Linked DNA regions of Homo sapiens: regions 2 and 3 are each linked to region 1. Evidence: read pairs that join two places in POLR2A ChIA-PET (ENCODE). Cell type or tissue: PC-3. All regions are shown on one strand. Links, peaks and the distances in the headings refer to the core of each region. The heading gives the core; the rest is flanking DNA.

What was found. ChIA-PET counts read pairs that join two places held together with the same protein. Peaks named below come from ENCODE experiments on the same cell type or tissue, not always from the same donor. Only the 100,000 strongest peaks of a DNase experiment are listed, where the experiment ranks them.
Region 2: POLR2A ChIA-PET joins it to region 1 with 5 read pairs; 5 of 35 experiments call an interaction of 5 or more read pairs at or near these places.
Region 3: POLR2A ChIA-PET joins it to region 1 with 8 read pairs; 1 of 35 experiments calls an interaction of 5 or more read pairs at or near these places.

The regions. Positions count from the first base shown.
Region 1 is chr19:7,129,583-7,139,609 of GRCh38, forward strand. It overlaps INSR (insulin receptor), which reads right to left. Exons shown (of 22, transcript NM_000208.4): 14 at 2,576-2,735. Among named protein-coding and RNA genes, the nearest start is that of ZNF557, 65 kb to the left of the region's middle. In PC-3, for the core only: no CTCF peak of the experiment used is centred there; DNase peaks (open chromatin) are centred at 5,629 and 5,939; H3K4me3 peaks cover 1,015 bases; H3K27ac peaks cover 2,483 bases.
Region 2 is chr19:7,075,096-7,085,122 of GRCh38, forward strand. It overlaps ZNF557 (zinc finger protein 557), which reads left to right. Exons shown (of 8, transcript NM_024341.3): 3 at 1-10; 4 at 560-648; 5 at 1,286-1,412; 6 at 6,265-6,360; 7 at 6,875-6,957; 8 at 7,783-10,027. The coding sequence ends at 8,649. Among named protein-coding and RNA genes, the nearest start is that of ZNF557, 10 kb to the left of the region's middle. RefSeq lists silencers at 3,029-3,229, 7,829-8,029, 7,989-8,189. In PC-3, for the core only: no CTCF peak of the experiment used is centred there; no DNase peak of the experiment used is centred there; H3K4me3 peaks cover 2,068 bases.
Region 3 is chr19:6,072,067-6,082,093 of GRCh38, forward strand. All of the region lies in intron 1 of RFX2 (regulatory factor X2), which reads right to left. RFX2-AS1 (RFX2 antisense RNA 1) reads left to right here. Exons shown (of 2, transcript NR_199041.1): 2 at 4,954-5,058. It also overlaps the pseudogene RPL32P37. Among named protein-coding and RNA genes, the nearest start is that of RFX2-AS1, 14 kb to the left of the region's middle. RefSeq lists enhancers at 2,301-3,094, 2,314-2,483. In PC-3, for the core only: no CTCF peak of the experiment used is centred there; a DNase peak (open chromatin) is centred at 4,795; H3K27ac peaks cover 909 bases.

The DNA of each region.
Region 1 (10,027 bases), core at 3,030-8,029:
CGAAAGTACTGGGATGACAGGCGTGAGCCAACGTGCCCGGCCAAATTCTTAATAATTTTAAAGCAAGGAGTTCTGCATTTTCATTGTTCACTGGGTCTTGCAAATTACATAGCTAGTCCCGATCCCAGCATGACTTTTGACAGATGTAAACTTCTTTTAATTTTTATTTTTTAGAGACAGGGTCTTACTCTGTCACCCAGGCTGGAGTACAGTGGCACAATCACAGTTCACCGCAACCTCAAATTCCTGGGCCCAAGTGATCCCCCTGTCTCAGCCTCCCAAGTACCTGGGATTACAAGCATGCACCACCATAGCTGGCTAATTTTTGTATTTTTTTGTGGAGACAGAGTCTCGCTATGTTGCTCAGGCTGGTCTCTAATGCCTGTCCTCAAGCAATCCTGTTGCCTCAGCCTCCCAAAGTTCTGGGATTACAGGTGTGAGCCACCTCATCTAGCCAAAAAACTCTAGTAACAAAGATGGAGACACTAGCAACAGGTGCCAGGCACTTAACATTTGTGTCATTAAAATGTCCCTCCACCTCCTGAAGTGGTTCTGTTATTATCTCCATGTACAGATGAGGAAGTGCAGGATTGCCAGATAAAGAAAATGTGATACATACACACCATGGAATACTACACAGCCATGAAAAAGAATGAGATCATGTTCTTTGCAGCAACATGAATGGAGCTGGAGGTGATTATCCTAACTGAATTAACACAGGGACAGAAAACCAACTACCTCATGTTCTCACCCATAAGTGAGAGTGAGACACTGACCACACATGGACAGAAAGAAGTGAACAGTAGACACCGGGACTGCTATGGTTTGGATCTGTGTCCCCACCCAAAGCTCTTGTTGAAATGTAATCCCCAATGTTGGAGGAGTGGCCGGGTGGGAGGTGATTGGATCATGGAGGCGGTTTCTAATGGGTTAGCAACATCCCTACTGGGTACTGTATAATAAGTGGGTTCTCATGGGATCTGGTTGTTTAAGAAGTGTGTAGCACCATCTCCCCGTCTTAACACCTTGCTCCCACTTCACCTTCCACCATGATTGAAAGTTTCTTGAGGCTTCCTCAGAAGCTGAGCAGATGCCAGCATCATGGTTCCTGTACTGCCTGCAGAACTGGGAGCCAATTAAACCTCTTTTCTTTATAAATTACTGAGTCCCAGTCTCAGACCTCTTCCTCTTCCTCTCTCTCTTCTCTTCTTTCTTTTTCTTTCTTTTATCTCTCTTTTTCTCTCTTTCTTTCCTTTTCTTTCTTTTTCTTTTTCTTCTCTCTCTCTTTCACTCTTTCTTTCTTTTTTATTTTTTGAGACAGAGTCTCACTCTGTCACCCAGGCTGGAGTGCAGTGGCGTGATGTCGGCTCACTGCAACCTCCGCCTCCCGGGTTCAAGTGATTCTCCTGCCTCAGCCTCCTGAGTAGCTGGGACTGCGGGTGCACACCACTATGCCCAGCTAATTTTTGTATTTTTGGGTAGAGATGGGGTTTCACCATGTTGGTCAGGCTGGTCTCGAACTCCTGACCTCAAGTGATCCGCCCACCTCGGCCTCCCAAAGTGCTGGGATTACAGGTGTGAGCCACTGTGCCCGGCCAGGTATTTCTTTATTGCAGTGTAAGTACAGACTAACACAGGTGCCTACTTGAGAGTGGTGGGTGAGAAGAGGGAAAGGATCAAAAAACGACCTATCAGGTACTATGCTGATTACATGGGTGACAAAATTATCTGTACAGCAAACCCCCAACAACACCCAATTTACTTATTTTATTTTATTTTTTGAGACAGAGTCTCACTGTGTTGCCCAGGCTGGAGTGCAGTGGCACGATCTCGGTTCACTGCAAGCTCTGCTTCCCGGGTTCCTGAGGCTCCTGCCTCAGCCTCCTGAGTAGCTGGGACTACAGGCGCCCGCCACCATGCCTGGCTAATTTATTTTTGTATTTTTAGTAGAGATGGGGTTTCACCATGTTGGCCAGGATGGTCTCGATCTCCTGACCTTGTGATCTGCCCGCCTCGGCCTCCCAAAGTGCTGGGATTACAGGTGTGAGCCACCGTGCCCAGCCACAATTTACTTATATAATGAACTGCACAGGTACCTCTGAAACTTTTTTTTTTTTTTTTAAGTGCAGGATCAGGCCAGGCATGGTGGCTCATGCCTGTAATTCCAGCACTTTGGGAGGCCGAGGCGGGTGGATCACTTGAGGTCAGGAGTTTGAGACCAGCCTGGCCAACATGGTGAAATGCCATCTCTACTAAAAATACAAGAATTAGCCGGGCGTGGTGGTGGGCACCTGTAGTCCCAGCTACTGTGAGGCTGAGGTGGGAGAATCACTTGAACCCGGGAGGCGGAGGCTACAGTGAGCTGAGATTGTGCCAGTGCACTCCAAAGCAAGCCTCCATCTCAAAAAAAAAAAAAGTGCAGGATCAAAGAGGGCAAGCACCGCAGCAGCTGATAGGCCTGAGAGTCAAGGCCAGGGCCAGCACCTGCGGCCTCTCCAAGTCATCCCCTGCAATGTCCCACCATGCTCAGTGCTAAGCACAGCCCCAGTCAGCTGAGGCTGCCATGGAGACTTACAATAGTCTGTCACGTAGAAATAGGTGGGTTCCGTCCAAGAGCCGTTGCCCGCAAGGGAGGTGGCCCGGATTCGCACGCTGTAGTTCCCCGGTGACAGCCCACGCAGCCTGCAGCCCCGTTCCAGAGCGAAGTGCTTGCGGGAGACGCAGAGATGCAGCTCCTGGGAGGAAGAGAGGAGGAGAAGGAGGGTGGCTGAGCTTTGCACATCTGGGAGTGTCCACCCCTCGCAGGGAGCTCACAGCCAGGATCCTGCTCAGAAATGACGCCAAGGCAGCAAAGCACAGACTAAGACACATAAGCGACTTTGAGAATTGCAGAATTTTATAACCATAGTGCTATGGATAAAGATATATGCAGAGGTTATCATTATCGGTAAGAGCCAGACTTCCTAAGCCAGAAGCTGAGCATTAAACCCTGATGGTTTCTTTTCTTTTCCTTTTTTTTTTTTTTCCAGACGGAGTTTCACTCTTGTTGCCCAGGCTGGAGCGCAATGGCTTAATCTCGGCTCACTGCAACCTCTGCCTCCCGGGTTCAAGTGATTCTCCTGCCTCAGCCTCCCGAGTAGCTGGGATTACAGGCGCTCACCACCGCGCCTGCCTAATTTTGTATTTTCAGTAAAGACAGGGTTTTACCATGTTGGCCAGGCTGGTCTCAAACTCCTGACCTCAAGTGATCCGCCCACCTCGGCCTCCCAAAGTGCTGAGATTACAGGCGTGAGCCACAGCTCCCAGCCCTATTATCTATTTTCTATTAATATTAATTTCCATAATATTATCTTTCTAAAAATCATTTGTTTTATTTTTAATTGACAACAGTATTATAGGTCAGGCACAGTGGCTCGTGCCTGTAATCCCAGCCCTATGGGAGGCCGTGAAGGGAGGATTGCTGGAGCCCAGGAGTTAGAGACCAACCTGGGCAACATAGCCAGACCCCATTTCCACAGAAAATAGAACAATTAGCCGGGCACGATGGTTCGCACCTGTAGTCCCAGCTACTCAGGAGGCTAAGGCGGAAGAATCACTTGAGCCCAGGAGGTCAAGGGTGCAGTGAGCTATGAAGGCTCCACCGTACTCCAGCCTGGGTGACAGAGCTAGACCCTGTCTCTAAAATAAATAAACAAAAATAAAAATAATAGTTGTGTACACGTATGGGGTACAGTGTAAAGTTATGTTACAGTATAAATTGTGGAATGATTAAAACAAGCTAATTAAATCCTCATCACTTCATGTACTTATTTCTTTGTTGTGAGAACATTTAAAATCTATTCTTCTAGCCATTTTGCAATATGTGTTATTAGCTATAGTCACCATTCATCTACAGAGCAGTGGATTCCTAGAACGTATTCCTCCCATCTGAAACTTTGCACCCTTTGGTTCACGTCTCTCCTTGTTTTTCCTTTAATCATTTTAAAATGCAAAAGTGGGCAGGGCGTGGTGGCTCATGCCTGTAATCCCAATACTTTGGGAGGCCGAGGTGGGCGGATCACCTGAGGTCAGGAGTTCGAGACCAGCCTGGTCAAGATGGTGAAACCCCCACCTCTACCCAAAATACAAAAATTAGCTGGGCATGGCGGCACACGCCTGTAATCCCAGCTACTTGGAGGGTGAGACAGGAGAATTACTTGAACCCAGGAGGTGGAGGTTGCAGTGAGCCAAGATTGTGCCACTGCACTCCAGCCTGGGTGACAGAGCAAGACTCCATCTCAAAAATAAATACATAAATAAATAAAATGCAAAAGTGACTCCTAGCTCACAAATCATTAGAAATCAGGCAGCAGGCCACATTTAGCCTATGGGATATAGCTTACTGACTGACCCCTGGTTTAAGAGATTATATGGTTTGTCCGAGATCTCATAGCTGCAAAGTGGCAGGGCCAGCTCTTGAACTCAGAACTGTCTGGCTCTACAGCTACTTGGGAGGCTGAGGCAGGAGAATGGCGTGAACCCGGGAGGCGGAGCTTGTAGTGAGCCGAGATCGCGCCACTTAAGTCCAGCCTGGGTGACAGAGCAAGACTCCATCTCAAAAAAAATAAATAAATAAAAAGAAAGAAACTAAAAAAAGAGAACTGTCTGGCTCTAGAACTTCTCCTTAAGACCACTGCAGAATATTTTTGCCATGTATCCAGCAAAATTAGAAAAGAGTGGAAATGAAGGATCTGCAGGGCCTATGCCAGATTTCCTGCCTTTCCCTGCAACTCCCAGCCTCTGTCACATCAGAACCAAATGGATAAATGTGCTTAATGTCTAAGGACAAATAAAAAAGCTCTTTCTTTGCCACGGTGCTGCCTTTCGATTTTTTTTTTTTTAATCATTATAAAAACAGTTGAAGCCCGGGCACGGTGGCTCATGCCTGTAATTCCAGCACTTTCAGGGGCCAAGGCGGGCAGATCACGAGGTCAAGAGATTGAGACCATCCTTGCCAACATGGTGAAACCCCGTCTCCACTAAAAATACAAAAATTAGCCAGTTGTGGTGGTGTGCGCCTGTAATCCCAGCTACTCGAGAGGCTGAGGCAGGAGAATCACTTGAACCCGGGAGGCAGAGTTTGTAGTGAGTCGAGATCGTGACACTGCACTCCAGCCTGGGCAACAGAGCAAGACTGTCTCAAAAAGAAAAAGAAAATGTGGTATACTTTGCCTCAAAAATAAACACATAAAATAAAATAATAAATAAATAAATAAAACAGTTGGGATCCACCCAAATGGAGATTTGCAAAGTGGGAAACATACCCTGTGATAAGCACGTAACTAGAGATAATTCCAGAACTTATGAGAAGAGACAGGAGGCTCTTGGGAATAAGACCATGAAACCTGCAAGCATCGAGCCCAAAACTCTGAAAAGTTTTCGACACAGTTCCAAGCTAATAGTGCATGCAGAGAACCGGGCTGGAACATTTAGGAGGGGGGTGGAGAGTGGAGAAGAGAAAGAAATGTTAAAAAAAAAAAAAAAAAAAAAGCCAACAACCCCATGCTTATCGTGTGACAATAACAGCAAGAAAACAAATCAGTCTGGTGGCAGGGGTGGGGGCAGGGAACTCCAGTCCAAAGTTTCTTCCAAGTGGAATGAGTCACCGAGTAGAGAGGGACAAATAAGCAAATATAGAAACCCAAGGTAGCTGCTATCCAGGACAAAGGGGAAATGCATCTTCTTTTTTTTTTTTTTTTTTTTTTTTTTTGGAGACGGAGTTTCGCTCTTGTCACCCAGGCTGGAGTGCAGTGGCATGATCTTGGCTCACTGCGACCTCCGCCTCCCGAGTTCAAGCGATTCTCCTGCCTCAGCCTCCTGAGTAACTGGGATTATAGGCGTGTGCCACAAAGCGAGACTCCAGCCTGGGCAACAAAGCAAGACTCTGTTTGAAAAAAAAAAAAAAATTATCTGGGCATGGTGGCGGATGGCGGGCCTGGGTGACACACCATGACTCTGTCTCTGAAAAAAAAAATTTTTTTAACGGGAGATACTGAAAATGCAATTAAATAGCTAGAGGTGGCTTTGTTTATGAAACTAGCAAAAGAAAAAAAAAATACCTTCCACCAGCTGGGCACGGTGGTTCACGCCTATAATCCCAGCACTTTGGAAGGCCGAGGCGGGCAGATCACGAGGTCAGGAGTTTGAGACCAGCCTGACCAACATGGTGAAACCTCGTCTCTACTAAAAGACAAAAATTAGCCGGGCGAGGTCGTGGGTTCCTGTAGTCCCAGATACTCAAGAGGCTGAGGGAGGAGAATCACTTGAACCCAGGAAGCGGAGGTTGCAGTGAGCCAAGATCGTACCAATGCACCGTAGCCTGGGCTACAGAGATAGACTCCATCTCAAAAAAAAAAAAGAAAGAATGAAAGAAATGCCAAACTCTTTCCTAAAGCAGCTGTGCCATTTTATGTTCCCACCAGCAATGTATGAGGGTTCCGATTTCTCCTCATCCTCACCGACACTTGTTATTGTCCGTCTGTTTGTTTTTTGCCACGCTCGTGGGCATGAAGTGGTATTGCATCGTGGTCTTGATTTGCATTTTTGTCATGGCTAATTTGGGGCTGAGTTTTGTGTTTTGCCCTGGTACCAGGCTGGGGTTGAGAGTGGGAGGTGAGAGCCACTCAAGGGTGAGGAGCAGATTCCAGAGGAAGTTCGGGGCATTGTTGACAGCAAGAATACAGATTCTGCAGAGTGAACAATGCCCGTTTCCACTGCAGACCCTCCTTGATTTTTTTTCTGCTTCTGTGTCCAACTTGTCCCCATTTGCCCAGAACTTTCTGAGTGTGGACATTGAAAATCTCACATCCCAGGGAGCCCTCAGTCCTGGCTAAACCTAGACAACTGGTCACCCTGTTGGCACTGGATTTAACTCGAATCCTAACTTCTCCTAGCTTCTTCCCATGCCTTTGACTGGCCCGTGTCTCCTGTTCCTGGGACCCAAGGGTCACTATTAGGAATTCCCATCACGAATCCCCAACAGCCTCTGCCCCACACAGCACAACCCCAATCCCACCCAGACCAACTGTGTTCACCCTAGAGAGAAGCAGAGATGGGGGAGAAAATGAAAGGAGAATGTGAGGTTACAGTCACCTTCTTAAGAACCTTTTCATAGACACATTTCTGTTATTGCCAACAATGTCCTTAATTACCTAGCATTGCTTTGATCAAGAAAAAAAGTGATGTAAAACTTTATTTATTTATTTACATATATATATATATATATATTGAGATGGTGTCTCACTCTGTCACCCAGGCTGGAGTGCAGTGGTGTGATCTCGGAATCACTGCAACCTCTGCCTCCCGGGTTCAAGTGATTCTCTTGTCTTAGCCTCCCGAGTAGTTGGGATTACAGGCGTGCACCACCACGCCCGGCTAATTTTTGTATTTTTAGTAGATACGAAGTTTCACCATGCTGGCCAGGCTGGTCTTGAACCCTGACCTCAGGTGATCCACCCACCATGGCCTCTGAAGGTACTAGGATTACAGGCGTGAGCCACTGCTCCTGGCCTAAAACTTTATTTTTATGTGCACAATTTATACTGTTGGAGTGTAATTTTACTCCATTTACAAAATTCTCTCTAGCATGTGGTGGGAGTGAATATTATGGTATGTAAGTTACAGCTCAATAAAGCTGTTTCTAAATTAAAAAAAAAAAAAAAATCCCTCATGCCCAAGCCAATCAGCATACAGCATTCCTCTGGTCACATGATTGGGCACTGGATGTCACATGACCTCAGTCTAGCTGGGAATGCTGGGATGCACTCTGTCTTCCTCTGGGTTTGGCACTGCAAAGAAATGAGGTTTGGAACCACTACAACCACCGGTGGACAACCAGGGGCTACTGGGCTCACTGCCAGGAGCCGTTAAGATGCAACTGACCCAGGCTAGGCATGGTGGCTCACGCCTGTAATCCCAGCACTTTGGGATGCCAAGGTGGGTGGATTACCTGAGGTTAAGAGCTCGAGACCAGCCAGGCCAACATGGTGAAACCTCGTCTCCATTAAAAATACAAATATTAGCTGGGTGTGGTCGTGGGTGCCTGTAATCCCAGCTACTCAGGAGGCTGAGGCAGGAGAATCGCTTAAACAGGGAGGCAGAGGTTGCAGTGAGCTGAGACTGCACCACTGCACTCCAGCCCGGATGACAGGATGACAGAGTGAGTGAGACTCCATCTCAAAAAAAAAAAAAAAAAAAAAAAAAAGATGCAACCGACCCAAAGGAATCCTGGATCCAGCCATGTGAGAAGCTCTTCAGTTGTTCAACTCTGGGAGCTAAGAAGCTTTTCCTCTATCATAAGCTAGTCTGGATACAGGGGGATTCCTTTTTCTTCTTTTTTCTTTTTCTTTTTTTTTTTTTTTGAGATGGAGTCTCACTCTGTCGCCCAGGCTGGAGTGCAGTGGCGTGATCTCGGCTCACTGCAAGCTCCACCTCCTGGGTTCACGCCATTCTCCTGCCTCAGCCTCCCAAGTAGTTGGGACTACAGGCGCCCGCCACCATGCCCGGCTAATTTTTTTGTATTTTTAGTAGAGACGGGGTTTCACCGTGTTAGCCAGGATGGTCTCGATCTCCTGACCTCATGATCCACCCGCCTCAGCCTCCCAAAGTGCTGGGATTACAGGCGTGAGCCACTGCACCCAGCAGATACAGGGGGATTCTTAACTGCTGGGGGATAACAACACAAACGAACTAAACTCCAGAGCATGTAATTTTAACTTCTACATTACACTGAACAAAGGTCATCCCAAACATTTTATCTTATTTTTTTGGAGACAGAGTCTTCTTGCTCTGTCACCCAGTCTGCAGTGTAGTGAGTGAGTCACAGCCCACTATAACCTGGAGCTCCTGAGCTCAAGCAATTCTCTCCTCAGCCTCCCAAGTAGATGGGACTACAGGCATAGACCACCACACCTAGCTAATTTTGAAATTTTTTTTTTGCAGAGATGGGGTCTGGCTGTGTTGCCCAGGCTCAAACTCCTGGCCTCAAGCAATCCTCCCACCTCAGCTTCCTGAGTCACTGGAATTACAGGCATGAGCCACCATGCTTGGCCCCCAAACATCATTTTCAATGGCTCTTCATCCACCAATTCTATGGATGCACCGTCTTCCATGTGTCCATTCTCCAATGGATGGACATCTTAGTGGTTTGCATATTTTGCTACTGATGAAAATCTTATGCATAGAGCTTTGTTCCCTGCCCCAAATTTGAATTATTTCCTTAGGACCTACAGGATTAATACATATAGGATAATATATTAATAAACTTTGCAATTATGGCCCCCAGGGAATCATGACTTTCTGTGTCTATGAGACTCTGGAAGCCTCAGTATCCAGCTCACTGAGATACTCAGAGGATGTATTGTACTTCCTCATTCTGGGCTTAGCCATGGGCTCACTTTGCCAAAGGGACACTAGCAAATGTGATGCAAACAGAGTCCTAAGAAGTGTTTGTATATGGGGCATGTCCTTCCTTGCCTGGGCTAGCTCACTGGGCAGTGAGAGAACACATGAGGACAAAGCTCCAAGTGCCCCCAGCTGAGGCCCCAGCCATGTGAATGAGGCCATCCAGCCCCAGCCAAACTGGCCCAGGACAAAGGAATCACCCAGTGAACCTGCAGAATTGAGAGAAAGAATAAATGTCCTTTGTTTTAAACCAGTACCTTTGGGGGCAGTTTGTTACGCAGCAAGAACTGACTGAAACAATAACTAAAGCTGTCAATCCAAAAAGCTAAAATGGTTTCCAGATAAAATTAGTATTACCTAACATGGTAAAAACCAGAGGCAATCCAAATCCCCAAAAATAAATGATACCCCAATCATGAGATTAAATTCTATCTAGCAACTACAAATCATAATTCCAAAGGCTATTGTGGACAGAGACATCAAAAGGCAGAGGAAAGTAACTCATGAATATGGATTAGAGGCATATGCACGTTTCTGCCAATTAAAAACTAGCTGAGCTCTGTATGATAAGGAATTTTATTTTAAA
Region 2 (10,027 bases), core at 1,681-6,680, 56 kb before region 1:
CCAACTGCCGGTGAGTCATGGGGTCCTGGCAGTTCTCAGAGTCCAGGCTTGAAAGGTCCTGACCCACAGCATGGGATGGGAGGGGGTTGGGCAGAGCAGGTGAGGCAGGAGTGGAGCCCCAGGGGCCCAGAGGTCCTCCGTGTCTGATCGGGCGGCTCTTGGGACTTGGGACTTAGGCATTTGGGTGTCTGTGGATGTCACCTGTGTGGTGAATGTGCTGGAGCTTTTGAATTCTCCCTTCAGTTCTTTCTGTGAACCTGATAAAAACACAGTGACGCCCTCGGAACTTCAGTTTCCTCATCTGTGAAGTGGGAATAATCCCTTCCCCAAGTGCAGTCAGACCTTAAGCCCTGTTTCCTGGCGTGGATGCGGCAGGGCCATGCTCTGGTTTCCTTGGATTGCTGTGGGTTGGTGTTTGCTTGGAGTAGAGGTGGATGCTTTGTGGGTGACTGTGTATGCATGGGGACCTGGTCGATCGCAGGCAGGTGGGGAAGCCTCCAGATGTGTGAGTGGACACAGGGCAGGTGTGGATTCCTGGTACTCATTTCTCCTCCTCCAGCTCTGTCTTCCCTGTTCCCAGCCTCTCAGCGAGAAGGACACACAGAGGGCGGAGAGCTGGTTAATGAGCTCCTGAAAAGCTGGCTAAAGGTGAGTCGGATGTTCCTTTTTCCAAATCATGATTCCTTCAGCCAGAAGGTTGGACTTGATGCCTTTCAGTGGCCTGGAGCCCCACGGCCAAACTTGTTCCTCAGGCATCCCAGGGTCTCTGAGTGAGGGCTGCCCAGAAAATGTCAGTGTGTGTCAACGTTTACTGCAGGTTCAGAGCTCCCTCCAGAGTCCCTGAGTACATCATGTGCTCCTGAGAGTTTTAAGGGAAAGCCAAGTAAAGACGTGATGATGTTCTAAACCCAAGCAATTAATAAAGGCCATACGGAAATCATTCATTCACTTACCAAGTATTTCTCTGATTTCTGCCATGTCACGGGCCCATGATCCCCTGGAGACTGAGGGAAATAAGATCATAGGAGCTCCCAGTTTGAGTGAGAAAAGACAGCTGCTCTGCGGTACTGTGCGCTGGACCTGGGAGTAGCCTAAGGAGACAAGCATTGAGGGCTGAGCTCAGAAGCCAGGGAGAAGAGCTCAGAACCTCAGGAGAGGAGCTCAGAATCCCCCCACATCTCGTGCTCAGGTTTCCCCAGCCCTGGCTCTGTTCTCCTGGCCCCTCTTCCTGTGCACATTGGTGGGGGTGGTCCTTGGCTAAGCCGTGATGTTTGCAATGCTTTAGGGCTTGGTGACCTTTGAGGATGTGGCCGTGGAGTTCACCCAGGAGGAGTGGGCATTGCTGGACCCTGCCCAAAGGACACTGTACAGGGACGTGATGCTGGAGAACTGCAGGAACCTGGCCTCACTGGGTAAGCCTAATGTCATTCCTGCATTTATTTAATGACTCAGGAAGTCAGTCTTTTTTTTCTTTTTTTAAATTGAGGTAACACAGGACACAAAAGTCACCATTTAAACTATTTTAAAGTGTCCAATTTGGTGGCTTTTCGTAGGTTCACAGTGTAGTACAGCCATCACCACTAATTCCAGAACATAGTTGTCACACCAAAAATAAGCCCCATAGTCATGAAATGGTCTCTCCCCAGTTCTCCCTCCTGAACATCTTGGCAGGCACTAATCTTTCCGTCTCTATAGATGTGTCTCTTCTTTTTGAGGGGGTTGTTTTTAGACAGTGTCTCCCTCCGTCACCCAGGCTATAGTGCAGTGGCGTGATCCTGAGTAGCTGGGACCACAGGTGCGGACCACCACGCCCAGCTAATTTGTTTATTTTTTGTAGAGACAGGGTCTTGCTATGTTGCCCTGGCTGGTCTCAAACTCTTGGGCTCAGGTGATCCTCCTGCCTTAGCTTCCCAAAGTGCTGGGATTACAGATGTGAGCTACCATTCCTGGCCCAATTCTTGACATTTTATATAAATGAAATCATACAAAATGTGGTCTTTTGTGTCTCACTTTTTGCTTAGCATAATGTTTTCTTTCTTTTTTTTTTTTTTTTTTTTTGAGATGGAGTTTCACTCTGTTACCCAGGCTGGAGTGCAGTGGTGTGATCTCAGCTTACTGCAGCCTCCACCTTCCAGGTTCAATCTGTTCTCCTGCCTCAGCCTCCTCAACAGCTGGGACTAAAGGCATGCGCCACCACACTCAGCAAATTTTTGTGTTTTTAATAGAGATGGGGTTTCACCATGTTGGCCAGGCTGGTCTTGAACTCCTGGCCTCAAGTGATCCACCCACCTCAGCCTCCCAAATTGCTGGGATTACAGGGATGAGCCACCACGCCTGGCCGATGTTTTCAAAGTACAGCTGTGTTGTAGCACATAGCAGAACTTCATTCTTTTTATGGTTGAATATTATTCCGTTATGTGTATATACCACTTTTTATATATCATTTCATCAGCTGATGGAAATTTAGCCTGTTCTCATCTTTTGGCTATTGTGGGTAGTGCTGCTATGATCATTCATATACAAGATTTTGCTTGAGCACCTGTTTTCTCTTGGGTATATACCTAGGAGTGGAACTTCTGTGTCCTGTGGTAATTCTGTGTTTAATGTGTTGAGGAATGTCCAAACTTTTCTACAACTGCTACACCATTTTACATTCCTACCAGCAGTGCATGAGACCAGCAACGTATTAGTTTCTCTGCATCCTTACCAACATTTGTCTCTTTTCCTTTTTTTAAAAAATTATGATAGCCATTCTTGTGGTTGTCTGTCTCATTGTGGTTTTTATTTCTATTCCCTAAAAAAAATGATGAGATTGGCCATCTTTTCTTGTGCTTGTTGGCCATTTATACATCTTTTTTGAAGAAATGTTCATTCAAGTGCTTTTTCCATTTGGGGGGCATTGTTTGCCTTTTCGTTATTGAGTTGTAAGAGTTCTTTATATGTTCTGCATCCTAGACCTTTATCAAATATATCATTTTCAAAGATTTCCTCCCATTCAGTGGATTGCCTTTTTACTATCTTGAATGATAGTTTTGCAGGAGATAGAATTCTTGGTTGATATTTTTCTTTCAGTACTTGGAGTATGTCATCATCCCACTGGCTTGCGGCCTCCATGGTTTCTGGTGACAAATCAGCTGTTAATCTTGTACATGATGACTTATTTCTCCCTTGCCATTTTTCAGGATAGTCTGTCTTTGGCTTTTGACAGTTTAATGTTAAGGTATCTCAGTATGAGTTTTTAAGTGTATCCTATTGGGAGATCCTTGAGCTGCTTTGATGTGTAGACTTGTAATTTTCATCAAATTTGGGAAAGTTTGGCCATTATTTTTACATATATTCCTTTTTTTTTTTTTTTCCCGGAGTCTCACTCTGTCGCCCAGGCTGGAGTGCACTGGCACGATCTCAGCTCACTGCAACCTCTGCCTCCTGGGTTCAAGCAATTCTCCCTGCCTCAGCCTCCTCAGTAGCTAGGATTACAAACGCGCACCACCACAGCTAGCTAATTTTTGTATTTTTAGTAGAGACAGGGTTTCACCATGTTGGCTAGGCTGGTCTCGAACTCCTGACCTCAGGTGATCCTCCCACCTCGGCTTCCCAAAGTGCTGTAATTAGAGCGTGACCCATTGCACCTTGCCAATTTTTCCATATATTCCTTCTGCTCCTTTCTCTGTCTCCTCTCCAGTAGCAACTCCCATTATGTGTATTCAGATGTTTGATGGTATCTTCTGGGTTTCTTAGGCTCTGTTCATTTTTTTCCCTTTATTTTTAATTTCTGCTCTACAGATCAGGCAATCTTAATTGACCTGTCATCAAGTTCACTAATTGTGTCTTCTGCCTGATCAAGTCTTCTGATGAACCCCTCTAGTACATTTTTCATTTCAGATAATATATATTTTTCAATTTTAAAATTCCTATTTGGCTCCTTTTTATAATTTCCATCTCTTTATGATTTTCTCTATTTGGTGAGAATTCATTCTCATGGTTTCCATTAGTTCTTTGTACACAGTTTCCATTAACTCCTTGAGCATATTTGAAATAGTTGATTTGAAGTCGTTGCCTAATAAATCCAATGACTAGGTTTCCTTATGGAAAATTTCTGTTCATTTCTTTTTTCCTATAATGCAGTTTCATTCATTTTTTGTTTCTTTTTTTTTTTTTTTTTTTGAGATGGAGTCTCACTCTGTCACCCAGGCTGGAGTGCAGTGGTGCAATCTTGGCTAACTGCAAGCTCTGCCTCCCAGGTTCACGCCATTCTCCTGCCTCAGCCTCCCGAGTAGCTGGGACTACAGGCGCCCACCACCACGCCTCGCTAATTTTTTATATATTTAGTAGAGACAGGGTTCACCGTGTTAGCCAGGATGATCTCGATCTCCTGACCTTGTGATCCGCCCACCTTGGCCTCCCAAAGTGCTGGGATTACAGCCATGAGCCACCGCGCCCGGCCCATTTTTTTGTTTCTTTACATGCCTCATAATTTATTTGCTGAAAACTACTTTCAGAATATTACAATATGGCAGTTCTTTAAATCTGATTTCCCCCCTCCCCAAGGTTTGTTGTAGTTGGTATTGTTTCTTTGTTTAGTGACATTTCTGAACTAATTTTGTAACGTCTGTATTGGTCATGTGTGGCCACTGAAGTCTCTGTTCTGTTAGCTTAGTGTTCAGCTTGGGATTAATTTGTCAGAGATTTTTTTAAATACCTGGAACCCAAAAGATGACCAGTCTTTGCCAATGGATCTGAATTACATGTTGGAGCATGCCTTCAAAACTCAGCTAAAGCATCTTACAACTCTGACTTAGCCTTCAGTTCCTTCTTATGCAGAGCCTGAAGGTCAGTCAAAGGTGAGGGCTTGGTGCCTTCTCAGATCTTCTCTGAGCATGTGTTCATCCCTGGGTATGAGCATGGCCTTCTAGAAATGTGTGGAGGCCGGGCGCAGTGGCTCATGCCTGTAATCCCAGCACTTTGGGAGGCTGAGGTGGGCGGATCACCTGAGGTCAGGAGTTGGAGACCAGCCTGGCCAAGATGGTGAAACCACATCTTTACTAAAAATACAAAAAAATCAGCCAGGCGTGGTGGCAAATGCTTGTAATCCCAGCTACTTGGGAGGCTGAGGCAGGAGAATTGCTTGAACCCAGGAGGTGGAGGTTGCAGTGAGCCGAGATCACACCACTGCACTCTAGCCTGGGCGACAGAGCAAGACTCCATCTTGTGGGGGAAAAGAAGGTGTGGAAAGATGCTCTACTCCTCAGAGCATCTTGTTCCCAACTTCTCCTCCCAGGTTTTTTGGTTAGTCTTTTGTTTGCTTCACAGTTTTCCCTTGCCCCATTGAGCAGTGGCTGATTTGCCTTTAGATGTGTTGGGACACACTTCCCTCTCCACCCTCCAGCTTCCATAGGTGTAGCCTCTTCAGACCTGGGAGAGTTTGGAGTTACACAAATAAAGGGAAGCCCTTTGATCCAGCCCATCAGGGAGCCAGCAGACAGGTCAGAAGAGAACAGCCACAGGTTTTTGAGAATAAGGTGCATTCTGTTCCCTTCAGCACTAGAAACACAGGTTGTTGTCCTCAAGGCAAAATGGGGAATAGAGTGTGCAGCTAGAGTCAGTTAAAATGTCACAAATCTCTCTTACCCAGATTCAGCTGTTTGTCTTGATTAGGCATTCTCCTGTGGCTGTAAACTTTTGATGACATTCAAGAGCTCCAATGAAGTTGATTCTGTGTTTGCCCATTTACATACTGTTTTTGTGAAGGGATGGAGTTGTGGAGTTCCCTACTCCACTACCTTCACTGACATTACTTCGTTTAAGTCCTTCATAAGCACCTCTGTTCCTAGGTCTGTGCTGGGATGTGGGAGTAGTGAAGAATGCAACAGACATGCCCCCCACCCTCATGGAGCTGTCTGTCTAATGCTATCTGTATGAAATGAAGATCTCCTTCTTTCCCTGACTATATATTCTCTGTAGTTAAATCTTTTGGGCTTTCAGATTCTGTATTTAAACCTGGACAGGGGCTCCTGGGACCAGTTATCCTGCAACCACCCTAGATATTGCTTGTGGGGTGTGTGTGTGTGTGTGTGTGTGTGTGTGTGTGTGTGTGTGTGTGTGTGTGAGTGTTTAAGACGGTTGCTATATTTATTCAATTTTGGCATAATTATTTCTCTGCTCCTGAAGTCACACCTCTTCACCTTCAGAACTGATTTCAGTTTCATGGGAGAGCTTGTCTGCTGCACAGTCCCCCTACATCATGTGTCTTTTCTCCATGTACAGGGAACCAAGTTGATAAACCTAGGCTGATCTCCCAGCTGGAGCAAGAAGATAAAGTGATGACAGAAGAGAGAGGAATTCTCTCAGGTACCTGTCCAGGTGAGCACCAGGTGGATATAAGTCCTTGTGAGGAACAGCTCTGGCCAGGGACTGAGAAGTTGGGAGTATTATAATACATTAGGAAATATCAGTCAGAGAACTGTGTAAATGCCCCTTTTCCCAAGAAGGCCAAGAACGTTTGGTCTGAGCCCCCTCATGTACCTTCATGACTTCCAACTTTCTGTCATCTCATACTTTACTTGGGCCTCAGGGGAGAAAAAAAGACATCTCTTTTTCTGAAATTTAAGTCTCCTATGAGCTCTTTGATCAGTTTCAGTCCACCTTGCCTTCCTGACAATTCCTTCATTCTGTCAACATCAATCTCAATCTTCCTAGAGTCTTTCTTAAACATTGCCTAAAATTTTCACACCCATATCTCTTTCACCGAATGCCTTCTCAAAAACCCTCACCTCTCAGATTCTGCCTTCACTCACGTATGCATTTTACTATTTCACCATCAACTTAAAATTTGCCTCTTTTCTATCAACTTAAATTTCTTTTTAACTTGTTTCAGATGTGGAGAATCCATTTAAAGCCAAAGGGTTAACTCCTAAGCTGCATGTTTTTCGAAAAGAACAATCTAGAAATATGAAAATGGTAAGACTAACATGGGTGATTCCTGGTTTTTTTCATGGTAGAATGCCCTACATGAGAAAAGCCACAAGGACTGGCCTTGTTGGCCAGGCACAGTGGCTCATGCCTTTAATCCCAGCACCTTGGGAAGCTGAGGCAGTTGGATCATGAGGTCAGGTCAGGAGTTGGAGACCAGCCTGGCCAATACGGTGAAACCCCATCTCTACTAAAAATACAAAAAAAACTTAGCTGGGTGTGGTGATGCGCACCTGTAATCCCAAATACTTGGGAAGCTGAAACAGAAGAATCACTTGAACCCTGGAGGTGGAGCTTGCAGTGAGCCGAGATTGTGCCACTGCACTCCAGCCTGGCGACAGAGCAAGACTCTGTCTCAAAAAAAAAAAAAAAAAAAGTGGCTTTATTAAATAGTTATTAAAGGAAAGTGTCATTTTTTTCAAAGATAAAGTAGTACCTCTGGAGAGATACTGTGAAATTATTTTGAATTTGGAGAAAAGCATTAGTTAGCCCCAAACTTGTTTTTCCTGAGAATTCCCACAAGTAAATATTTCCAGTAGTCTGAGTCAGATATTGGATATTTGAAAAAGAAATTAGCCTTAAATTTATCAAAAATACTCTGTGAATATGATAAAGATTTGTAGAAAGAATCCATCTTCTTTAAATGCTAAGAATTCAAACTGACAGAAGCCATGTACCAGCACTCATGATGGCAAAAACATTAATTCCAATACTATGATACACAACAGAATTCCTGGGAGAGGAAATTCCTCTGACAGCATTCAATGTTAAAAATATTATAAATGGTACTTATTGTCATCTCTTAATCAATAGGAGAGGAATCATCTTGGAGCAACACTCAACGAATGTAATCAGTGTTTTAAAGTCTTCAGCACAAAATCTTCCCTTACACGGCACAGGAAGATTCATACTGGAGAAAGACCCTATGGCTGCAGTGAATGTGGGAAATCCTACAGCAGTAGATCTTACCTTGCTGTTCATAAGAGAATCCACAATGGGGAGAAACCCTATGAATGCAATGACTGTGGGAAAACCTTCAGCAGCAGATCTTACCTTACTGTTCATAAGAGAATCCACAATGGGGAGAAACCCTACGAATGCAGTGACTGTGGGAAAACCTTCAGCAATTCCTCATACCTCAGACCGCACTTGAGAATTCACACTGGAGAAAAACCGTACAAATGTAACCAGTGTTTTCGTGAGTTCCGCACTCAGTCAATCTTCACAAGGCACAAGAGAGTTCATACGGGGGAGGGTCATTATGTATGTAATCAGTGTGGAAAGGCTTTCGGCACGAGGTCATCTCTTTCTTCGCACTATAGCATTCATACAGGGGAGTACCCTTACGAATGCCACGATTGTGGGAGAACCTTCAGGAGGAGGTCGAATCTGACACAGCACATAAGAACTCATACTGGAGAAAAACCCTACACATGTAATGAGTGTGGGAAATCCTTTACCAATAGCTTTTCTCTTACAATTCACAGGAGAATACATAATGGAGAGAAATCCTATGAGTGCAGTGATTGTGGAAAATCCTTTAATGTTCTCTCATCCGTTAAGAAACACATGAGAACTCACACTGGAAAAAAACCCTATGAATGTAATTATTGCGGGAAATCCTTCACAAGTAACTCCTACCTTTCTGTGCATACGAGAATGCATAATAGGCAAATGTGAATTCAATAACTGTGGGAAAAGCATTCATTGATCTTTCATGCCTCAGATAACATGAGCAAACTCTAACAAGATGTATGAATCACCTGCTACTGTGTAACAAATTACCCCCCAAAATTTTGTGGCTTCAAACAAAAACACTTGTTATCTCAAAATTTTTGTAGGTCAGGAATTCAGAAACAACATAGCTCTATAGTTCTTCAGGATATCTCAAGAGGTTACAGTCCAGATGTCAGCAGAACTGTAATCATCCAGAATTGTTACTGGTGAAGGGACCACTTCCAAATGGCTTACAAGCCCGACAAGTGCATGCTAGCTGTTTCCAAGGGAGCTGCGCTTCCAAATCACGTAGGCCTCTCAACAGGGCTGAGTTTCTTTATGGAAGCAACTTCTCCCCAAAGCCAGTGATCTAAAGGAGCCAACACAGAAAGCATAATGTCTTTTATGACCTAGCTTCAGTGAGATATGTTTTCATGTCCCTGTTACATTGGTCATACACACCAATCCTGATACAATGTGGAAGAACACCACAGGAGGTATGAACAGTAGACATTTGGAACCATCTGGAAAACTTGCCATGAAATCAGTGGAGGAAAGCCTTCAGCTGACCCTCATTTTTTTTTTTTTAAGACAATGTCTCACTCTGTCACCCAGTCTGGAGCGCAGTGGTGTGATCACAGCTCACTGCAGCCTCTACTTCCTGGGATCAAGTAATTCTCCTGCCCCAGCCTCCAATGTAGCTGGGACTACAGGTGCATGACACCATGTCTGGCTAATTTGTTTTTTTTTAAACTAGAGGGAGGGTTTTGCCATGTTGCCCAGACTAGTCTCAAACTCCTAGGTTCAAGCAGTCCTTTCATCTTGGCCTCCAGAAGTACTGGGATTACAGGCATGAACCACCATGCCCAGCCAACTTCTAAACTGATCAATATGGGAGTAGCATTCAATCACCCACAGGTTAACTCACTCTAGAGAGAAATCTTGTGAGTGTAATCTGTATGGTAAAACTTTGAGCTCAAACTTTCCCCCTACCAAAAAAAAAGTATCTACTGGGGAGCTGCCCAGGTAATGCAGTAGCTGTAGGAAAGCCTTCAGTGATGGCTTCAGGGAGTCACATGACAACTCACAATAAGGGGAAACCCTGTGTGTGGCATCAAAAATGGAAAACCAGGGGACACTCATTCCTTAAGTCACATTTCGGAGATCATACAACAGAGGAATATGTTGAGTATACACAGTGTTGAAAAGCCTGTGACACAAACAGTCATATTACCAAGCACAAGACAGTATAGTTTGGTATGCTATAAAAGCCTTGAATATTCTCTCCATTTTTAAGAAGTGAGATTCATACTAGAAAAACCATTGAATTCCATCAGTATTA
Region 3 (10,027 bases), core at 2,643-7,642, 1.1 Mb before region 1:
TTCCCAGCTCCGTATTAAGTCAGTTCCCAAATCCGAGCAAAAGATAATTTTGGATAAAAAAATGGAATGTTCTAACTCCGCCTGAGAGATGGAAAGAGAAACAGAGATGAGTCTGATGAAACAGAACTCAAATCACCCTCTTCCTGACCCACCGCTTCTCTTCTGATTCAACTGTAGATTTGGACAAATTGCCACCTTTCAGACCTTTCCATGTTCCAATATTCTTTCCATTTGTCCTGGCTTCCAGAAGCCTTGGCGGCCCAAGTATCCACCTGGGTGCTGGGTGACCCTGCCTGTTGCTGCTCTTGGAAAGCATGTTTCACTTCTGCATACATTTTAAAAGATAAATATTTGGGCCAGGAGCAGTGGCTCATGTCTGTAATCCCAGCGCTCTGAGAGGCTGAGGTGGGAGAATTGCCTGAGGCCAGGAGTTTGAGAACAGCCTGGGTAACAAAGCGAGACCTCGTCTCTAGAGAAAAAAAATTAAAAATTATTCGGGTAAGGTGGGTGTGCCTGCGGTCCCAGCTACTCAGGAGGCTGAGGCAGGAGGACTGCTTGAGGCCAGGAGGTGGAGGATGCAGTGAGCAATGATTATACCACTGCACTCCAGCCTGGGCGACAGAGAGAGATCCTGTCTCTCAAAAAAGAAACATGAAGTCTTCCTTCCAAGGACATAACAAAGAAAAAAGAGAAAAAAAAGGCCCCTCTCTCTTCAGTGCTGCCTACGGAGGTGGCAGCTGTCTCCTCCTCAGCATCATGGCCGCCCTCAGACCCCTCGTGAAGCCCAAGATCGTCAAAAAGAGAACCAAGGAGTTCATCTGGCACCAGTCAGACCAACATGTCAAAATTAAGTGTAACTGGAGGAAACCCAGAGGTATTGACAATAGGGTTTGCAGAAGGTTCAAGGACCAGATATTTTTTTTTCTTTTTTGAGACAGAGTCTCACTCTGTTGTGCAGGCTGCAGTGCAGTGGTGCGATCTCAGCTCACTGCAACCTCCGCCTTCCGGGTTGAAGCAATTCTCATGCCTCAGCCTCCAGAGTAGCTGGGATTACAGGCTCCCACCACCATGCCTGGCTAGTTTTTGTATTTTTATTAGAGACGGGGTTTCACCATGTTGGCCAGGCTGGTCTCAAACTCCTGACCTCAGGTGATCCACCCTCCTCAGCCTCCCAAAGTGCTGGGATTACAGACATGAGCCACCGCGCCTGCAAGGGCCAGATCTTGATGCCCAACACTGGTCATGGGAGCAACAAAAAACAAAGCACATGCTGCCCAGTGGCTTCCGGAAGTTCCTGGTCCCCAGCGTCAAGGAGCTGGAAGTGCTGATGTGCAACAAATCTCCCTGTGCTGAGATCGCTCACAGTGTTTCCTCCAAGAAACAAAACCATCGTGGAAAGGGCCGCCCAGCTGCCGTCAGAGTCACCAACCCCAATGCCAGGCTGCGCAGTGAAGAAAATGAGTAGACGGCTCATGTGCATGTTTTGTGTTTAAATAAAACCATAAAAACTGCAAAAAGATATATAAAAACAAAAAATAAATATTTGAAATATTTCCATCCAAATGGAATTTCAAAACAATTAAAGATGGAAAGAAGGAAGGCTGAATGGATGAAAGCCCTCTGAAGCTTACTGTAGAGTGGAACGATGAAGACACAGTTGCATTTCTGTGTAAGTCAAATTCTCTTTTTTACCGTGCAAATTTCATGGTTAAGATGAGGTTGAATGCGGACGGCTAATACCAGTAATTTGGGCTAAGCGCTCCTCTTCCGGGAGTCTGAGCCATCTGAATTGGCTGTTTACCCAGCTCATACTGATCAGGAAGTATCTGAGAGGGTGAATGCACCAATAAAAAGCCACCCAGACCCTCCTCTCCAGCAAGTGGAAAGTGTGTGTCTCGTCCTCACACAGGAATGACTGTAGAGGACCACAGGGCGACTTCTAGGCAGCCCCCAGACAGGCCGGCCCTGGGTAGCAGGAACTCGTTCTGCCCCAGCTGAGGTTCTGGGCCTCATCACTAATGACCCACAGCAGCCAAGGTCAGCCCTCGGGAAGATGGAAAATGAATGAAGGGCAGCTCTGCCCAAAGCGGCGGACCAGGTGGGCAAACAGAGAGCCGGGGTTTTGTAGCAGGGGTGGGGGTGCGGTACAGGAACAGATCTGGAGCTTGTGGCAGGAGTTCAGGTGGAACATCAGGCGGGGTACAGATGCCACAGTGTGGAGGAAGCTCCTCCTCTCATCCCAAGCTAGCCCCTTCCTAACCTCAAGTCAACGAGAAGAGAAGGTGGGCTAGAACCTTTCCACCTTCCTCTTAGCACCCGGCCTGTGCCGGTGCATCTCCTCACCCCACACAGTGCCCTGGGTACAGGGGCTGGGGCTTGAAGGGTGCCCATAACACACTCCCTCAGAGCCTGGACACTCAGCCATCGTTCATTCATTCAACAAACACAGTCTGAGCATCTGCCATGTGCCGGCTTCAAGTGCTGAGGACACAGCAGGGAATGAAACAGATTGAGTCCCTGACCATGTGGGGCTGACCCCTCAGGGAGAGACAGACGACACCATGGACACAGAACAGCAGGAGGTGACAAATGCTCTGAAGAAAAATACACTCAAATGCACAAGTGGAGTGCGGCATGGGCCAGGGGCAACAAGGTGACCTGGGGCAGTGACAGGACAGAGGCAGAGTGAGGTGAGGAAAGTGTCGCCGCTGAGAAGGCTCTGCCAGGGATGGTGCTCGGCAAGGCTGAGGCACACGGGACATGTGGGGTCACACGGGTCACGTGAGGAGGCCACCAGAGGGAGCTGGGGGAATGCTGGGGGTTGAATGTTGTGTCCCCTTAAATTCCTATGCTGAACTCCTCACCCCAAGGCAGTAGCTTTAGGAGGTGGGGCCTTTGGGAGGTGATTAGGTCATGAGGGTGGGATCATGCCCTCCCTTATGGAAGGGACCCCAGAGAGCTCTCTCTGGCTTCCCACCATGTGATGTGAGGACACAGCAAGAAGACAGCCATCTGCATCCCAGAGGGAAGCCCTCACCAGAACCTGACCCTGCTGGCACCCTCTTCTCAGACTTCCCACCTCCAGGGCTGAGAGATGTGTGTCTGTTGTTTACAGCCACCCAGTCTATGGCCTTTTGCTGAAACAGCCCAAACAGATTAAGACAGGAGGAGAAGGAGGAAGAGGAGAAAGAAGAGGAGGAGAAGGTGGAGGAGGAGGAGGAGGAGGAGGAGAAGATGGACTTAGAGACACAAGGAGGCCACAGTGGAGTGTTTGGCTTTCGCTCTGAGTGTGCTGGGAAGCTACTGGAAGGTTTAGGGCACAGGGACACAATCTGACAGATATTTTGGAAGTATCAACGGTCAATGGAAGCAAACGTCAGGGCTGGACAACCAGGTCAGAGGTGACAAAGACTTACGTGATAGCAGTGCTCTCATTTGGGAGACACCTGAAGACAGAGCCAGCCAGGTTTGCTGACGGGTTTGACATAAAGGGTGAAAGAAAGAGAGGAGTCGAGGCTGACTTAAGGCTTGGGGCTGGCCTGAGCACCTAGAGAATGGAGCTGCCCGGTGCTGAGCTGGGGAAGCCCGTGGTCTGGGGAGAGACAAGTGTGAGGTCGAATCAGGCACCCAGTTTTGGGTGACAGAAGCCTCAGATGCCCATCAGATGACACCCACATGCAGCTGCCACCTAGGCAGCTAGGTACACAAGTCCAGGATTCGGGGAGTGAGCCAGGCTGCAGACACTAGGACACTGGAGGTTCTAAGATGCATTTCAACTCTTGTACCTCGGTGAGATCACCAGGAAAGCAGGTGTAGATAAAGCAGAAAAGAGGTCCCTTCTCAAGTTCAAAGGTCATGAACAGTTGGAGGATCTGGCATAGGGGACAGAGGAGAGGAAGAAAGCAGAGGGAATATCGAGCTCTGAAATACACAGCGTCACCCCTTTACTTGGCTTTCGGAGCTTGGTGTTCACAAAAAATTAGAAACGAGGTTGGGGGCGGTGGCTCATGCCTGTAATCCCAGCACATTTTGGGAGGCCAAGGTGGGCAGATCACTTGAGGTCATGAGTTCGAGAGCAGCCTGGCCAACATGGCGAAACCCCATCTCTACTAAAAAATAATACAAAAATTAGCCATGCGTGGTGGTGCATGCCTGTAATCCCAGCTACTTGGGAGGCTGAGGCAGGAGAATCGCCTGAACCCGGGAGGCTGAGGTTGCAGTGAGCCGAGATGGTGCCACTGTACTCCAGCCTGGGTGACAGAGAGAGACTCTGTCTCAAAATAAATAAATACATAAATAAGAAACAAACGTTCATCAACTGGAATACCATTAACTACCTTACGGTGCATCCTAGCTCTAAAACAGGAGGCTAGGCGAGGGTGCCTGGGTCCGGTGCCTGGGTCCAGTTCCTGGGTCCTCCAGTTTCTAGCTGGGTGACCTCAGCCAGGGACTTAAATCTTTCTGCACTTCCATTTCTTTGTCCATAAACGGAGAAAATACTTCTATCTGTGTTGGGTGGTTGTGTTAAATGAGAGGAGTCCTACAAAGTGTGGAGTTTAATGGCCAGCCCAGCACACGGAAAATGCCCATAAATGTTCATTAGCGTCATCGTTGTAATTCACACCATTATAACGTAACCCACATAATTTACTGATTTTTTGCAGATTTAAATATCTGAAACTAAAAGCAGTTATGCTGTTTGCTATTTGTGATTTCAAAAACTCTTCGCTATTTGTGATGTTGCTAAGCCCTTTAGGGAGTGCCTCCTGCTATGAGCTATATTCATTCCAGGGCATATTTGTGGGGTTTGTCATTTTAACCAAGTACTTAATACTTGTTTCTCTCCCAGCATCTTGCCAAATGTGGCAGCTCTCCTTCTAGATGAACACTACTGCATTACTGTTATAGAAATGATATTTTAACATCAACTCCCTTTTCCCTTTTCTTCCCTAGAAATCCAGTCCTTCCATGAGACCTCGGTACACACAGAACTCCTCCTACCACGTGCAACCTTATTCTCGGCTGAGCAACTCATAAATCGCATAACAAAAACAGTGATTGATGCGGACTGTGTTTAGTGCCATCCTTGCCGGTGAGAGGGAGTGAGCCAGCAAGCTTCCTTAAATCTCTTTAGTTCTCCAAAAGGAGAGGCCATTTGCCTTCTCATCTATGCCGCAAGTTTCTGGGGCTTGCATCATTAACCTGGTGGCTTTGCCAATTCCTTCGCCAGTGCTGGGTCAAAGACAGGCAAGGGCACCAGGGTTAGCCATGAGTGTGTGCCAGGGGCTGAATGCAAAACCCGGGAGCACTGGTGGCTGGGGCAGGTGGGCTGGGCTCTGCCACTGCCTCCCCCAGCCCACCCAAGAGGGGCGTGTGCCTCTGCAGGAAATGGCCTCCAAGCATTTCTCAAGACTTACGAGATGTTCAAACCTACACAGTCAGAGACAAAGAGCTAGCTATAAGTGGGGTCTTTTTCCCCTCCTCAAAATTCATCCTGCAGAAGTAGACATGTGCTAAACAGTGCATGGCCACACAAATGCTTGGATACCAATGTTCACAGCAGCGTTGTCCTAATGGCCCCAAAGTAGCAACAGCCCAAATGTTTGTCAACTGATGGATGGATAAACGAAGGCGGCCGGGCGCGGTGGCTCACACCTGTAATCCCAGCACTTTGGGAGGCTGAGGCGGGTGGATCACCTGAGGTCAGGAGTTTGAGACCAGCCTGACCAACATGGAGAAACCCTGTCTCTATTAAAATACAAAATTAGCCGGGCGTGGTGGCACATGCCTGTAATCCCAGCTACTTGGGAGGCTGAGGCAGGAGAATCGCTTGAACCCGGGAGGCGGAGGTTGCAGTGAGCCAAGATCGCGCCATTGCACTCCAGCCTGGGCAACAAGAGCAAAATTCCATCTCAAAAAAAAAAAAAAAAAAAAGGAACGAGGCACTGGCACATGCTGTAAACGGATGGACAGTGGACCCTGAAAACATTATGTTACGTGGAAGAAGCCAGTCACAAAAGGCCACATAGTGTGTGATTCTGTTTATATGAAAGGTTCAAAACAGGCAAATCCACAGAGACAGAAAGTGGATTCACAGTTGCCCGGGGCTGGGAGGAGGAAGGGCAAGTGGCTGTTCATGGCAGGTTCAGGGTTTCTTCTTCTTTTCGGAGTGATGAAAATGTTCTGTGAAGATAGTATACTAAGACCCACTGAACCATACACTTCAAATGGGTGAGCTTTACGGTATGTAAAACAGATCTCAGCACAGCTGTAAAAAAAAAAAAAAAAAAGGTATATTGACGACCTGTCCCCAGTGGCATTAGTTTAAGTCATAAAAATTTAGAAACAAATGTTCATCAACAGGAAAATCATTAAGTACCTTATGGTGCATCCTAGCTCTAAAACTATGCTGCCATTAAAAAGAAGAGGTACCGTCTCCAAGAAAGAAAGCCAACATCTGCAGTGCCTGGCACACAGTAGGCTCTCAAATATTTGCAGAATAAATTTATGTTGAAAAAACCCCAGCTATACATACTATAAAATAGGTAAAGGGGCCTTAAAAAGATCTAGAAGGACACAAGTTATATGACTAACAGTGCTTACCTCATATGAGGTGGGATAGACAGAAAGACGAAAAGAGAAATTTTCATTTCTGAATCTCCTGCTGTAGATGGTGGTCCTTCCCAGGAGAATGTTACTTGTATTACTTGCATATCATTTTATTTTTTGAGATGGAATCTTGCTCTGTCTCCCAGGCTGGGGTGCAGTGCACAATCTCAGCTCACTGCAACCTCCACCTCCCGGGTTCAAACTATTCTAGTGCCTCAGCCTCCCAAGTAGCTGGGATTACAGGCACATGCCACCATGCCCAGCTAATTTTTGTATTTTTAGTAGAGACGGGGTTTCACCATGTTGGCCAGGCTGGTCTCGAACTCCTGACCTCAAGAGAGCCACCTGCCTCGGCCTCCCAAAGTGCTGGAATTATAGGCGTGAGCCACGGCGCCCGGCCATTACTTGCATATCATTTTAAAAGTTGTAATTCATTGGTAAACATTCTAAGACATGCAGGTTCCTGTAAATTACCAAACTGTAATCCTGTAAATTACCAAACAGAATGGCTGTTTGTGCAGGGAGTATCACTGCGATTTAGTGTACTTGGTCTAGAGTATGCTGTCGCTCTTACAACCAGAGGTTTTCATGTTAATTCAACATCCATCATGAAGAGAAAATATACCAGACAAACAAACTGTGGTAGGATCACACAAGGACTGTGCTCCAGCAATAAAAGGAACAAACGACTGACACACGCAATGACAGAATGAATCCCAGAGGCATTTATGCCAAGTGAATGTAGCCAGTCTCAAAAGCTGCACAATGTATGTTTCCATTTATACGACATTCTGGAAAAGGCAGAGCTATAGAAAGGGACAGCAGATGGTGGCCAGAGGCTAAGAATGGGGCCAGGGTCTGACTACAGAGAGAGGTTGGACTTGCTCTCCATCCTGTTTGAGATGGAGGTTATAAGAATCTGTGCAAGTGGGCTGGGTGTGGTGGCTCACGCCTGTAATCCTAGCACTTTGGAAGGCTGAGGTGGGTGGATCACGAGGTCAGGAGATCGAGACCATCCTGGCCAACATGGTGAAACTCCGTCTCTACTAAAAATACAAAAATTAGCTGGGCATGGTGGCTCGTGCCTGTAGTCCCAGCTACTTGGGAGGCCGATGCAGGAAAATCACTTGAACCAGGGAGCCGGAGGTTGCAGTGAGCTGAGATTGCACCATTGCACTCCAGCCTGGCAACAAAGCAAGACTCTGTCTCAAAAAAAAAAAAAAAAAAGTATGCAAGTGTGAAAAACCATAGAACAGCAAACCTAAAAAGGCAAACACGACTGTATGTAGATTTAAAATATAAATTAAAAAAAAAAAAAGAAAAACCAGGTGCATCTACTGAGTGCCCAGCCCCATTCTAGGCTCTGAGGATTCTGTTTTTTTAGGGATGGGTCTTGCTCTGTTGCCTAGGCTGGAGAGTGCAGTGGCAAGATCACAACTCACTGTAGCCTCTAACTCCAGGGCTAAAGCATTCCTCCTGCCTCAGCCTCCTGTGAGTAGCTGGGACCACAGGCACATGCCTGGTTAATGTGTGTGTGTGTGTGTGTGTGTGTGTGTGTGTGTGTATGTGAGAGAGAGACAGAGAGAGAGAGAGAGAGAAGGTGAGGTCTTGCTTTGTTGCCCAGGCTGGTTTCGAACTTTCAGCTTCAAGCAATCCTCCCACTTTGGCCTCCCAAAATGCTGGGATTAAAACGTGAGCCACGACACCCAGCCTGAGGATTCTAAGGTGAGCAGGTCAGATGAAAGTGCTGCTCTCAGGGTGCCAGTATCCTTGTCAGGCAAGAATACACAAGGTTCCAGATACACAAGGTTGTTCAGTAGAGATCCGGGCTGTGGTGCAAGGTGATTGCAGAGGGATAGAGCCAGGGGTGGTGGTGGAGAGGGCTCCCCTCTTGATAGCCAGTTATGGGTGGCACTAAGGATGGCACTGAGCTGGGACCTGACAGCTGCAAAGAAGGGGCCAACCTTGGGAGGATGTGGGAGAGAGCAGCCTGGGCAAGAGGAATAGCTGTGCAAAGGTCTTGCAGCAGCAGAGGCCCTGGACAAGGTCAGATGTCTGGAGTTTTAAAATTCCAATTGCTGTCGGGGCTCAGTGGCTTATGCTTGTAATCCCAGCATTTTGGGAGGCTGAGGTGGGTGGATCATGAAGTCAGGAGTTTGAGACCAGCCTGGCCAACCTGGTGAAACCCCATCTCTACTAAAAATACAAAAATTAGCTGGGTGTGGTGATGCACGCCTGTAGTCCCAGTTACTTGGGAGGCTGAGGCAGGAGAATCACTTGAACCTGGGAGGTGAAGGTTGCAGTGAGTCAAAATCATGCCATTGCATACCAGCCTGGGCAACAGAACAAGACTCCATCTCAAAAAAAAAAAAAAAAAAAATCCAATTGCTAAGGGAAGCCCCAGGAGGCTCAACCCACAGGCACAATATAATCTGACTTACATCTTTTAAAAGAGCACTCTTCTTAGATTATAGACAGAAAGAGTGAATGCAGGAAAACCAAGACAAAGACATTCACTACTTTAAAAAAGTTCATAATAAGTCTGCTTCCCGGCCGGGTATGGTGGCTCACCCCTGTAATCCTAGCACTTTGGGAGGCCAAGGTGAGAGGATTGATTGAGGCCAACCAGGCCGAAAAGGAAGACCCTGTCTCTATTTTAAACAAATAAAAAGAATAATTAATTATGCTTCTAAGACCTGTCTGTGGAACCGGGGAAGGAATCATATCATTTTATAAACAAACCAAGTAACACTAAGCCCATTGCATGAAGGATTAAATAATTAAGCATTTAGTTAACATGAAAGTAAATGATGGCTTCTATACATTTTTAATGCAGGTAATTATACTCTCAGTAAATCATCACAGCACACAAACATTAGCATGCTTATTAATTCAGTGTTAATTGCTATTGGCTTACATGTACCATTATCCAAAAATTAAATAATTTGAGTGTACACTCACTTTTTTAAACAGGTACATATAAAGGTAGATGGAGGGCTGGGCGCGGCGGCTCATGCCTGGAATGCCAGCACTTTCAGAGGTCGAGGAGGGTGGATCACCTGAGGTCGGGAGTTGAAGACCAGCCTGGTCAACATGGTGAAACACCGTCTCTACTAAAAATACAAAAATTGGCCGGGCGCGTTGGCTCACGCTTGTAATCCCAGCACTCTGGGAGGCCGAGGCGGGCAGATCATGAGGTCAGGAGATCAAGACCATCCTGGTTAACACAGTGAAACCCCATCTCTACTAAAAAATACAAAAAATTAGCTGGGTGTACTGGTGGGCACCTGTAGTCCCAGCTACTCTGGAGGCTGAGGCAGGAGAATGGCGTGAACCTGGAGGCGGAGCTTGCAGTGAGCTGAGATCATGCCACTGCACTCCAGCACTCTAGCCTAGGCGACAGAGTGAGACTCCGTCT